Linked DNA regions of Mus musculus: region 2 is linked to region 1. The links are chromatin loops, found by intact Hi-C in ENCODE. Cell type or tissue: gastrocnemius. All regions are shown on one strand.

Region 1 (5,000 bases):
CACTTCACTGTCCTGGTGATTTCTAGACCAACATTCTTGAAAATACAAGGTTTTTATTGTACTTTCAAAATAATTTACCTAGCAAGATAACATTTCATTAGTTTCTTTATGCTAAGTTTTTATACTATATATCATTTTGAAATTGGGTGTTGCAGCCAGAATATAAATCAAAATAGTAATTTCAAAATATACTATATAGTTAGATACCTTTTCTTTTTTATGAGTTGCCTAAAAAGATAAAATGTCATGCAGAAAACTGCAGTAGTCTCTTGGAGGAAATGCTCTAAAACTGTGTGACTAGTTCAAACTGGTTTTCTTCACTGTTTACAGTTTAAGGCATGATAAGTACTTTTAATCTAAAATAAAATATAAGTGAAATCTACTTAGTAAACTATTCCGTAAACAACATCTCGGTTCAGTATAAAACCATTTAACAGATTTCTGATTAAATCATTTCATGATATACAAAATTTTAAACGTACAGATATATCACATTATTTAAATCATAATTGCTTTTAGACCTTAACTTTATGGAGTTTTTTTTTTTTAATGAGGAAAAAACACGTTAAAGTGGTTCAAGAAAGTAAAATGGCGTGCATACAAGAATAGAATATATTTTAATGTTTAACACATCAGACACAAACTTCCTTTAAAAATATTTTCTGTTGGAGCCGGAGAGATAGTTCCCAAGAACACAGTTTTCACAGTTGAACACGGAGCAGTCCCAGTGGCTTAGTCAGGCAGCTTATATTGCAGATTCATTATCAAATATCTTATTTTTTAAGGTCTGTAGGTTGTGTTGGATAAAATTCTCAGTGCCCTGAACTTCAGAGAACCTGGAGTCACTTCTTCTAACCGACCAGTTTTTCATTTTTATTGAGTTCTGAATTGTGTCTGAGGTGAAGTAGTAAACAATAGGGTCAAAGCAGCAGTTGGAAACAGCGATGCAGAGAGTGATCGGGTACATGGTCCTCACTGCCGCCACCACAGAGCAGTTAACAAAGGTCTGTGTCCTCATGAGCGAGTACAAAATGAGGTTGATGTTGTAGGGCACAAAACAGAAACAGAAGATGACCAAGTGGACAAAAATCATTTTTAAAACCTTAGTTTTGTTCATTTTGCTTCTACTTAATGTAACAGGTTTATTTAAAGTTCTTAGCACCATACTAGAACAAGTTACGTTCAAAATGAGAGGGATAAAAAAGCCCACTATTTCAATGAAAATCACAATCCTGGAGAGATAAGTTTTCCATGTGGCCGCTGGAAAGTTCTCAAAGCAGGCTTCTGAGGTATTGTTCCCCTGAGAGTGGGTCGACTGAAAGAAAACTGCAGGCGCACTTCCTCCCATCACTGTGAACCACACAGCAATGCAAACGATCTTTGCATTTCGTTTCGTTCTTAAAGTCTTTGACTTAAATGGGTAGACAATTGCCAGAAATCGATCTACACTGATACAGGTTAAGAACAGAATGCTTCCATACATATTGGTGTAAAACAGCATTACTGAAATCTTACAGAGTAGATCTCCAAATGGCCAATTCCGTGTTGCAAAGTAAAAAATCCGAAATGGCAAAGTAAAGACGAAAAGTAAATCTGACATTGCCAGGTTAATCATGTACGTTGTAGTTTCATTTCTCACTTTGAGGGCACAGATGAAAATGTATATCGCAACACAGTTGGATATCAGCCCAAGCACGAAGACCATGCTGAACATGCACCCGTACAGAGTGTACTTAAAGGAGTCGTCATAAGGGCACTGGGAGCCATTGGAGCTTACCATTGTCAGGCAGTGCAGCTTACAGGAGGCCTTTTGTCCGCAGCGCTTGATCGATCGCCTTTGCTATTCAGATGTGGTCACAGCAGCAGCCAGTTTATTTGCAAAGTATTTGTTTCTTTTCCTGTTCTTACAAATACTTTCTTCTCTTAACTCTTCAAAGGAAACATGAAATGTGTTCCGTAAAAGTTTCTAGTAGATTATTCAGGAAAATAGTCTGATTTTCTGGTCGAGAAAATCCATGAGTCTGGAGTTTAGTTAACTGACAGAAAATGCAGTCAAGGAAGCCAACCCATAAAGCTGAAAGTGTAAGGAAAAACTGTTCCAAGTCGGACCAGACCAGTCCGCGTGGAAACTTGTGCTTCAGCCGCCAGGGTCCAAACCAGCTTTACTTCAGTCACAAACACTCGCCGTGCGTCCGTCCGCCCGTCGTCCTCGGGTACTTCTTCCTTCTTTTTATTCTCAAACTTTGTATTTCTACATTGATTCCGGACGGCGATAGGCAGTCGTTTAAGGGATCCCAGATAAATTCCTAAGCATGTTCGCGCTTGCTGAATGGAGAGGCCTTTCGGAGGTTGCCAGCTGTATTGTGAGATGGGCTGTCTCTGAAGTGAGCAAGAAAGCCTTCCCAGATTTGTAATATGACATCACAGGAAGAAGAGGCTGGGTTTGGACAAAGGAAGGCTTCAACCCAGTTGTTTGCAGTTCCTTTAATCTGATAATGTGTCTGCTGGGAATGTACCTAGGAGGCTTGCAAATGGTCACTGGCTGCCCAGCTGAGTTGGGTGTTAACTCTTTTTATGCCAAAATGCTTTCCGGGGATTCTGACAACTTCTCCAAAGTGGTTTGATTTGCTTTAGTTAGTAATAAGTAAGAGAAAGAAAGAAACATAAGGTAGATTCTTTCTCTTCTATTGCTCTTGTAGTTGGGATATTGCCTTCTTTAAAGAAATAAAATGCAGATGGGTGTATATATGTTTATAAATTGAAATGTAGGCGATATGAGTGGCACATTAAAGAACTGTTTGTGCCTGAAGGCAGAACCTTAAGAGTTTATATAAAGCCTTTGACTGAGGCAGGCAGTCCTGCTTCTCTTAGTATCTGGTGTTTTTTAATTGCTCTCCAGCATTTAACTTAATTGGCATGATTGTGAGTAGCTTTAATCCTGGATCTCTTTAGTTTTTGATAAATAATGTTCTAACATTTTTCTTTGAAACTAATTTTCTAGAGCTAGTTCAATTTTAATACACCAAAGACTACATTAAGTATGCCCCCCCCCCGGAGGATTATAACTCAGTAGTGAGAATAGTACTCCAAAACTTTTACTTTTAGTACAGTGTCAGTCTTTTGCCCACAACTTAATATAAGCATAGTGGGAAAGTGTGCTTTGTAAAACGGGCTCCCCCCTTCTGAGTTAATTGAAATAACTTACAGCAGAGAATCTCAGTTCTACTGTTTGTCTAAATGTAGTTTCCATGATTTTATTCTCCTTTCCTCCGTCTCTCCCTTCAGTTTCTTTTACATGTTGGCTGTGTGTTGGGGTATATTCCAGATCTACTTTCATCTCTAAATTTGAAGCTGAAACCCTTCATTTGGGGTCAGTGAAGGCATTTCAGAGCAAGTTTCTCTATAGACACCTTAGTTTACATATTAAGATGTATACTTAAGAGCATGTATCATGTGTTCTATACCTTTTAAATTTGATTACTTTTGATGGTGAATTATAATCTTTTTATTGTTTTGATTAGGAAGTCATCTATGATCAAATAATACAGTCTTATAGGCGGTAAAGATTGAGGGTCTGAACTTCTTTGCTTTGGTTTTGGTGTGGAAAACAGATGCAAATGTGTTCCTATTGGAAGATGGGAACTTTGAGTGCAGTAATGAAAAAAGGGACACTTAATAACATTTTCTTCTCCATGAAGAAACTTTTCTGTTAATAGTTATTTTAGGAAAAATATAAAATTTGAGTGATCCACTTTTAAGTTTCCTTATTGTCATTTTAAAAAACGATTTATTATGTATACAGTGTTTTGCTTGCATGTACACCTACAGTTCAGAAGAGGGCACCAGATCTCACTATAGATGGTTATGAGCACCATGTGGTTGCTGGGAACTGAACTCAGGACCTTAGGAAAAACAGCCAATGTGCTTAACCTCTGAGCTATCTTGCCAGCCCCCTTATTGTCATTTTTACAAATTATAATCGTTTTATGTCCTGGTACTGTCCATGTTTACTTTCATTGTGAAAACATGCATGAATGTGATATACATGCATATATGCAGGCCAGCACTTATACACATAAAAATAAATAGGTCTTTAAAATAAATAAGTAAAATATACTGTCAGCTGATTTTTAGGATGTTGTGATATGTAGATTATACCTTAGTGAAAAAGAGTTGTAGAGGAAAGTCTGTCTAAAAGGGTTACTAATTTGCTGGGCGTGGTAGTACATGCCTTTAATCCTTATACCTAGGTGGGCATGCTGGAAAGATGTCTTAGCATTTTGGAGTACTTCCTGTTCTTTCAAAGGGCCCAGGTTTGATTGTCAGCACCCAATGGCAGCTCAGTCCTGTCTGTAACTCCAGTCCCAGGATATCCAGTACCCACGTCTGACTCTGCAGGCACTGCGTGCACTCAGTGCACAGACATACAAGAAGGCAAAACACTCATACACAGGGGGGAAAAAAACTTACAAAAGGTTTTTACTTTAAGATTTGCAGGTTGGAACAGTGTTGGAGCTCCATGTAGGAGGCCCTGTGCTCAGACTCCAGCATCCCAGCAAGTGATTAAGTGAAACTCTAACACCATTCTAAACAAATCCATTCTAAACATTATTCAGTTTAAATGTAATAAGTGTTAACTAAAATAAAATCTTAAATAATAATTTATTTACACAGTGGTAAAATAAAAACGATATGGTAGTCTGAGACACAAAGGAAGGTTTATGATGGCAGGAATCTGATACATTTTATTTTAGAACTGTGTATGTGTTGCCTTTATGTAATAAGAGTATCCGGGAAAGTCTCCTTTCAGCTCTGAAATGCACTATGGATCTTCACATGTGTATCCATGTGTGTGCTTTCCTGTTGACAAAAATACTTAGTTGCGAAAGGACATTTGTTATTAGCTTTGTTTTAGGAAAAGCATCAAATGTCAAACTACAATTCTAGCTAAGCATATTATCAGTTGGTAGATTAACTATATATGGTTCAGTGCAGAGTAA
Region 2 (5,000 bases), 49 kb before region 1:
CTGGTGTTTCTGAAGACAGCGACAGTGTACTCACATACATGAGATAAATAAATAATTCTTAAAAAAAAAAAAGAATTAACTGTTAGTACCCTGCTATCTCCATGAGCTCTGAGTTTGATCAAGAGATCCTGCCCTCAAAGAATAAGATGAAAGAACAATTTAATATCCCTGACATCAGTCTCAGGCCTCCACATACATGTGTACATGTGCACATGCCACAACATGTCCACGTGAAAATGCAGTAATGGCTGTGATGCTGGATTGAAGAGTACCGCGTTTAAGTAGAAATGATGCAGTACGTCATGGATCTTAGCTAGGTGAGAAGGCGGTACTGTTGATTTCTACTAAGGAAAAAGAGAAGGAGGAAGTTCTGAATAGGGATTAGAAATAGAAATGTATCCAGAAAAATGAGTGGGGACAGGAACTGGGCGTGTCAGGCATGTGCTGAGCATGTGCACACCAAAACAGTGACTGGATGTGCTTTGAGCGCTGATGTATGGAAGGTAGGATGGGGGCTGGGCAGGAGCAAGCTAGCTGTGCCCTGCACAGTGGAAATGCTGAGTGCTTTTACACTGGGGAATGGCATAGTCTGATTTGGCCTTACAAGGCTGCCCTGCACTTTGTAACTTAAGATTTTTATTGACTAGTCTTTTGGAATAATTTAGCTTTAATTAAGTTGGTGGCTTTGAATCAAATCAAGGTTTCCGTTTCCCATTCTACTTGTACAGTTTTCTGGAGTATGAAGATTGCAATGCCAAAGCTTGTTTATTATAGGGTAAACTATAGAGATATATGTGGCTTATTGGTTAGTTACCCACTGAGCTAACAGTCTGGTCTGGTCATTGGTTTTGATTTAACAGTGAGTGACAGAAGCCGGTTCTTTTATCTTAGAACATGGTGATATGAGATGGCATTTTGTAGTAAGCAGATATACTTTAACTTTCTTTTAGAAGGCTAATGACTCATGCTGCAGAAGTATTTTAAAAGTTTTCTTTTAAGCTGTTATTTTACTGAAATTATTTTTTTCTTTTCAGGACGTGTGAACTTATATATTTGACACAACCCAGCAGTGCGTAAGTAGCATGTAATTTTTCACTAAAATTTGTTTTTTTGGACTAATCTCAAACATATTGTTTACTTTGGTGATAAAAACATACTACTTTATAAGTTAAGGTGGTAAAATCCTGTTTGGATTTGTTTATCTTCTAAAAATGTGTGCCTTACTTATATAGCAGAGAGAACCAATTGGCTGGAATTCAGTGTTCTCTGTCACTTTTCTGAGGAAAATGCAGTTCATTCATTAAGTTTTTATTAACGATCTATCACAGGGATTTTATCAACAAGGCTCTGCATACTTTTGTATAAGAACAAATACATTCTCAATTTAGGGATTTGGAGAGAAGACTGGACCCAGGCGTGAAACCCAACATCCCACATGGTGGCTTACAGCTGTTTGTATTTCTAGTTCTGTGGGGTGGGATGCGATGACCTCTTCAGGCCCCTACAGACACCAGGCACACAAGTCGTGCACAAACACACAGATAGGTAAAATATTCCTACTCATTAAAAAACTTCATTTACAAATCCTAAATTCCTGAACAGTATGGCAGTGTTCTTCTCTGTAAATAGCTCAAGTAATCCTGGAGATTTCCTGCCCCACGAAAGCACTGGCATTGAAGAGATTGATTGAAATGCAAATTGTGCATATATTAATTCATAAAAAGCTGTTGATTCTAATGAGTGGTCATTCTATGGAAAAATTATCAAGGTAAAGTGTTAAGTTGACAAAATCTAAGCCACCTAATTGTTTGGGTTTTTTTGGTTGTTCATTTTAATTAGAAAAACAGAGCAAACAAGTATAAAGGTAATTAGAAACAAATCAGTGTACCGTGGGCTTTATATAGTTTTAGATTAGAATCAATATTTTGATAGGCACACCAAATGAGCTAGGTGAGTTTAGGTGAAAATTGTGCATTAAAGAGGGTTGCATTTCATTTGTGTATTTATTTAACTCAAGTCTATAATTAAAACAAACTACCCCAAAGTAAAGCTGGAATACTTTGTCAGTGTCTGACTTTTTTTTTTTTTTTTGCTTTGTATTTGTTTACCAGGTTATCTACTGAAATAAATTCTATGTTGGTGCTAAAAATTTCTTGGATCACTTTTTTACTAGCTAAAGGTAAGTGAATGTGTTATTGAATGCTGATGTGTCAAATATAATGATTAAATTGTTCACTTGGAATAGTACAAAAATTATTCAATTAATAAATCCTTCTGTATTCTCTGCATGGCTTATTAACTGCATTTTATAGTTATGATGATAGAACATCATTCGAAATGTTTAATTCCTCCGTTCCTCCTGGTTTCTGTCTTATCCCCCCTTTCTTCCCTATTTTCTATGCATTCTCCTTTTTTAGTGGTGTTGGGGATAAAAGTCAGGGCCTAGTGAATTTTAAATTATAAAAATTTATTTAAATTAAAAATAAAGTAATAAGAAATGGAAATAATATGTGTTTGGTCACTTTACATGGAGTTTAAAATATTTCCTAAGATAGAATCTTTACTTTTCTTTTTTAGACTTTGTATTTTGAGAATGCTAATACAATGAAAAGGAAAAAGTAGAGTAGTTAAATGCCAGTACCTATTCCAAATTCAGGGTGAAGTCTTAGGGTTTTTTCTTCTGACTTGGAGAAAGTAGAAATTGCTGGAAGGAGAGTCAGATGGAAATAAGCTATGATGATTAGTCAGTAAAGACGAGATTCCAGGATACCGTGCTGAGGGAAAACAACAGGATCCCATCACGGTCCCCTTAGAGAGGAGGGAGTTCTTCTACCCAATACCAGCCAGACCTTTCCCCTTAGCAGCTGAGAGCAGCTGAGATCGGGCATGTGGAGGGTGGTACAGCCGGAGACAAGGGAGAGGGAAGTCTGCAACACTGCACACCAATCTACCTTGAAAACAGTGATAGTAATCGCTCTTGGAGCATCATCCTCCCTGCCTTCCCACTTTCTGACCACTGCATTCTCTTGTCTTCATTTCATTTCTGAAGACTATAACATTTATTCATCTGTAATTATAGTTACTATATGCCTTTACTGTCAGTTCTGTGTATAAGTGCATTCTGTGCCCATTGTAACTACTTTATTACAGCGTCTCTGTTTCTGAGTTTTTGAGTTTGATTTATTTCTTAGCTATCTGGATTGTACCATCAAGGATTTAACATTATCTTGTACATTTATTTACTTACTCTGTGTGTGTGTGTGTGTGTGTGTGTGTGTGTGTGTGTGTATGCGCGTGCGTGCATCTCAGGCTTGGTGGAAAGCACTTTTGCCTGCTGAGCCACCTCTCCAACCTGTGGAATTTTAAAAACTAGGTCTTTTCATGTCATCTTCCAAATGCTTGTCATGTTAATGGCAAGTGTCCACAGCATTTATCCCTGAAAGACAACTTGACTGTGTGTCCTGTTCTTGAGTCATTTGTCCCTTAATTAGGAAATCTGAGGCTCGAGTAGCGTCCCTGCTGTCATTTAGTTGCTGAGTACTTGATGAGTTCTTTCTGAAACGTGAGATTTAAGTCTGAAGTGATGACACAGTAGATAAAGCCATCTTTAGTGACTAGTTAAAGTAGCTAAAGTTAAAACTTGCACCAGAGTCCTGCTTTCAATCCACATGGCAGCGCACAGTCTCCAGTCCAGGGCATCTGTTACCCTCCTTTGGCCTTCATGGGCGCAGACAAACATACAGGCAAAAATGCTCATATGTAGAAATAAAAGTAAATGAATATTAAGTTTGAGGTTTAATATCTTTACTAGGATATCTGTTGATTTGTATCATACTGCATTCATTTGTCTTGGAATACTTATTTTAAAACAAACAATTCTGTTTTTCATTTCTGAGACATCTTAATAATGTTGTATTTTAAGACATTATTTTATTCAGTATGTCTTCTCTGAACATGATATCAGGTTGTTTTGTTCTTCATATTTTTCTGTCATTTTAATGATTTTAAATCTTTTTTTTTTTTGCAATGCTGGAAATTGAACTGAAGGTTCATGAGTGTCAAGCAAATATTATGCCACTGAGCTACTCCCTCAACTTTGTATTACATACAGGTTCTATTCATCTTGTCTTTTTGTCTGTTTTGAGCTAAACTAATTTTGTTATCCTAGTTCTGTCTTAGTTCATCTGACACCGTGTTTTTATATAAATTGAGATCAGTGAGCTCCCTTGTTTGTTTGTTTGTTGGTTTGTTTCAAAGCAAGTACTTGGCATGTAGCTCAGGCTACCTTTGAGCTGATGGTTTTCCTGTCTGACGTCCCAGGCACTGGGACTTCACTAGAATGCAGGAGCGCCGGCTTTGTTTGTCTCTTTGCTTATTAGATAGTCTCTTCCTATTAGGTTCTCTGATTTTGTCCCCTTTTGTGATTTTACTTTTTCTTTTGAGTGTGCTTTTCCCCTTCATCTTACTGGTTTTCTCTGAGGTAGTTTGAGAGGCCCTCCCTTCATTCATTTTGCACTTAACATGTAGTTAGTTTGTATTCCCTATAGAATTGCAGTGTGAAGCTGGGCAGTGATGGCGCACGGCTTTAATCCCAGCACTCGGGAGGCAGAGACAGGCGGATTTCTGAGTTCAAGGCCAGTCAGGTCTACAGAGTGAATTCCAGGACAGCCAGGGCTACACAGAGAAACCGTCTGAAAGAACCCACCACCCCCCCACCACCCCCGCAAAAAAAAAAGAATTGCAGTGTGTTATAAACAGGTATTATACTACCTTGCAGAAGGTAAGGGTGAGACTAGAGAATTTATCTGGAATGCCAGGAGCCTTTGCAGTTCTGAGTCTTTGTAGGACAAACTTTATCCTCCCCTCTTTTCCCAGGCAGCACTGGTTCCTTTTACCTTCTGTAGCAATGACTTCTCCCTGCAAGTCAGAAGGTGGAAAGCTGAGCATTCTGCTGCATCGTTGCAGGCTGGTACTGCCTCTCCTGGCCCCTGGCTAATGTG

The links. A loop is a pair of places that touch in the nucleus more often than their neighbours do. Peaks named below come from ENCODE experiments on the same cell type or tissue, not always from the same donor. Only the 100,000 strongest peaks of a DNase experiment are listed, where the experiment ranks them.
Region 2: a loop joins it to region 1, with 7 times the contacts of the local background. A loop is called at or near these places in 2 of 42 quality-filtered maps.

Annotation. Positions count from the first base shown.
Region 1 is chr14:73,235,381-73,240,380 of GRCm38, reverse strand. All of the region lies in intron 17 of Rb1 (RB transcriptional corepressor 1), which reads left to right. Lpar6 (lysophosphatidic acid receptor 6) reads right to left here and starts at 2,490. Exons shown (of 1, transcript NM_175116.4): 1 at 23-2,490. The coding sequence starts at 1,780. The coding sequence ends at 746. RefSeq lists an enhancer at 4,055-5,000. In gastrocnemius, a CTCF peak has its summit at 2,116; DNase peaks (open chromatin) are centred at 966, 1,754, 2,183 and 2,315; H3K4me3 peaks cover 3,040 bases; H3K27ac peaks cover 4,331 bases.
Region 2 is chr14:73,284,782-73,289,781 of GRCm38, reverse strand. Rb1 (RB transcriptional corepressor 1) reads left to right here. Exons shown (of 27, transcript NM_009029.3): 5 at 1,035-1,073; 6 at 2,112-2,179. Among named protein-coding and RNA genes, the nearest start is that of Rb1, 39 kb to the left of the region's middle. In gastrocnemius, no CTCF peak of the experiment used is centred here; no DNase peak of the experiment used is centred here.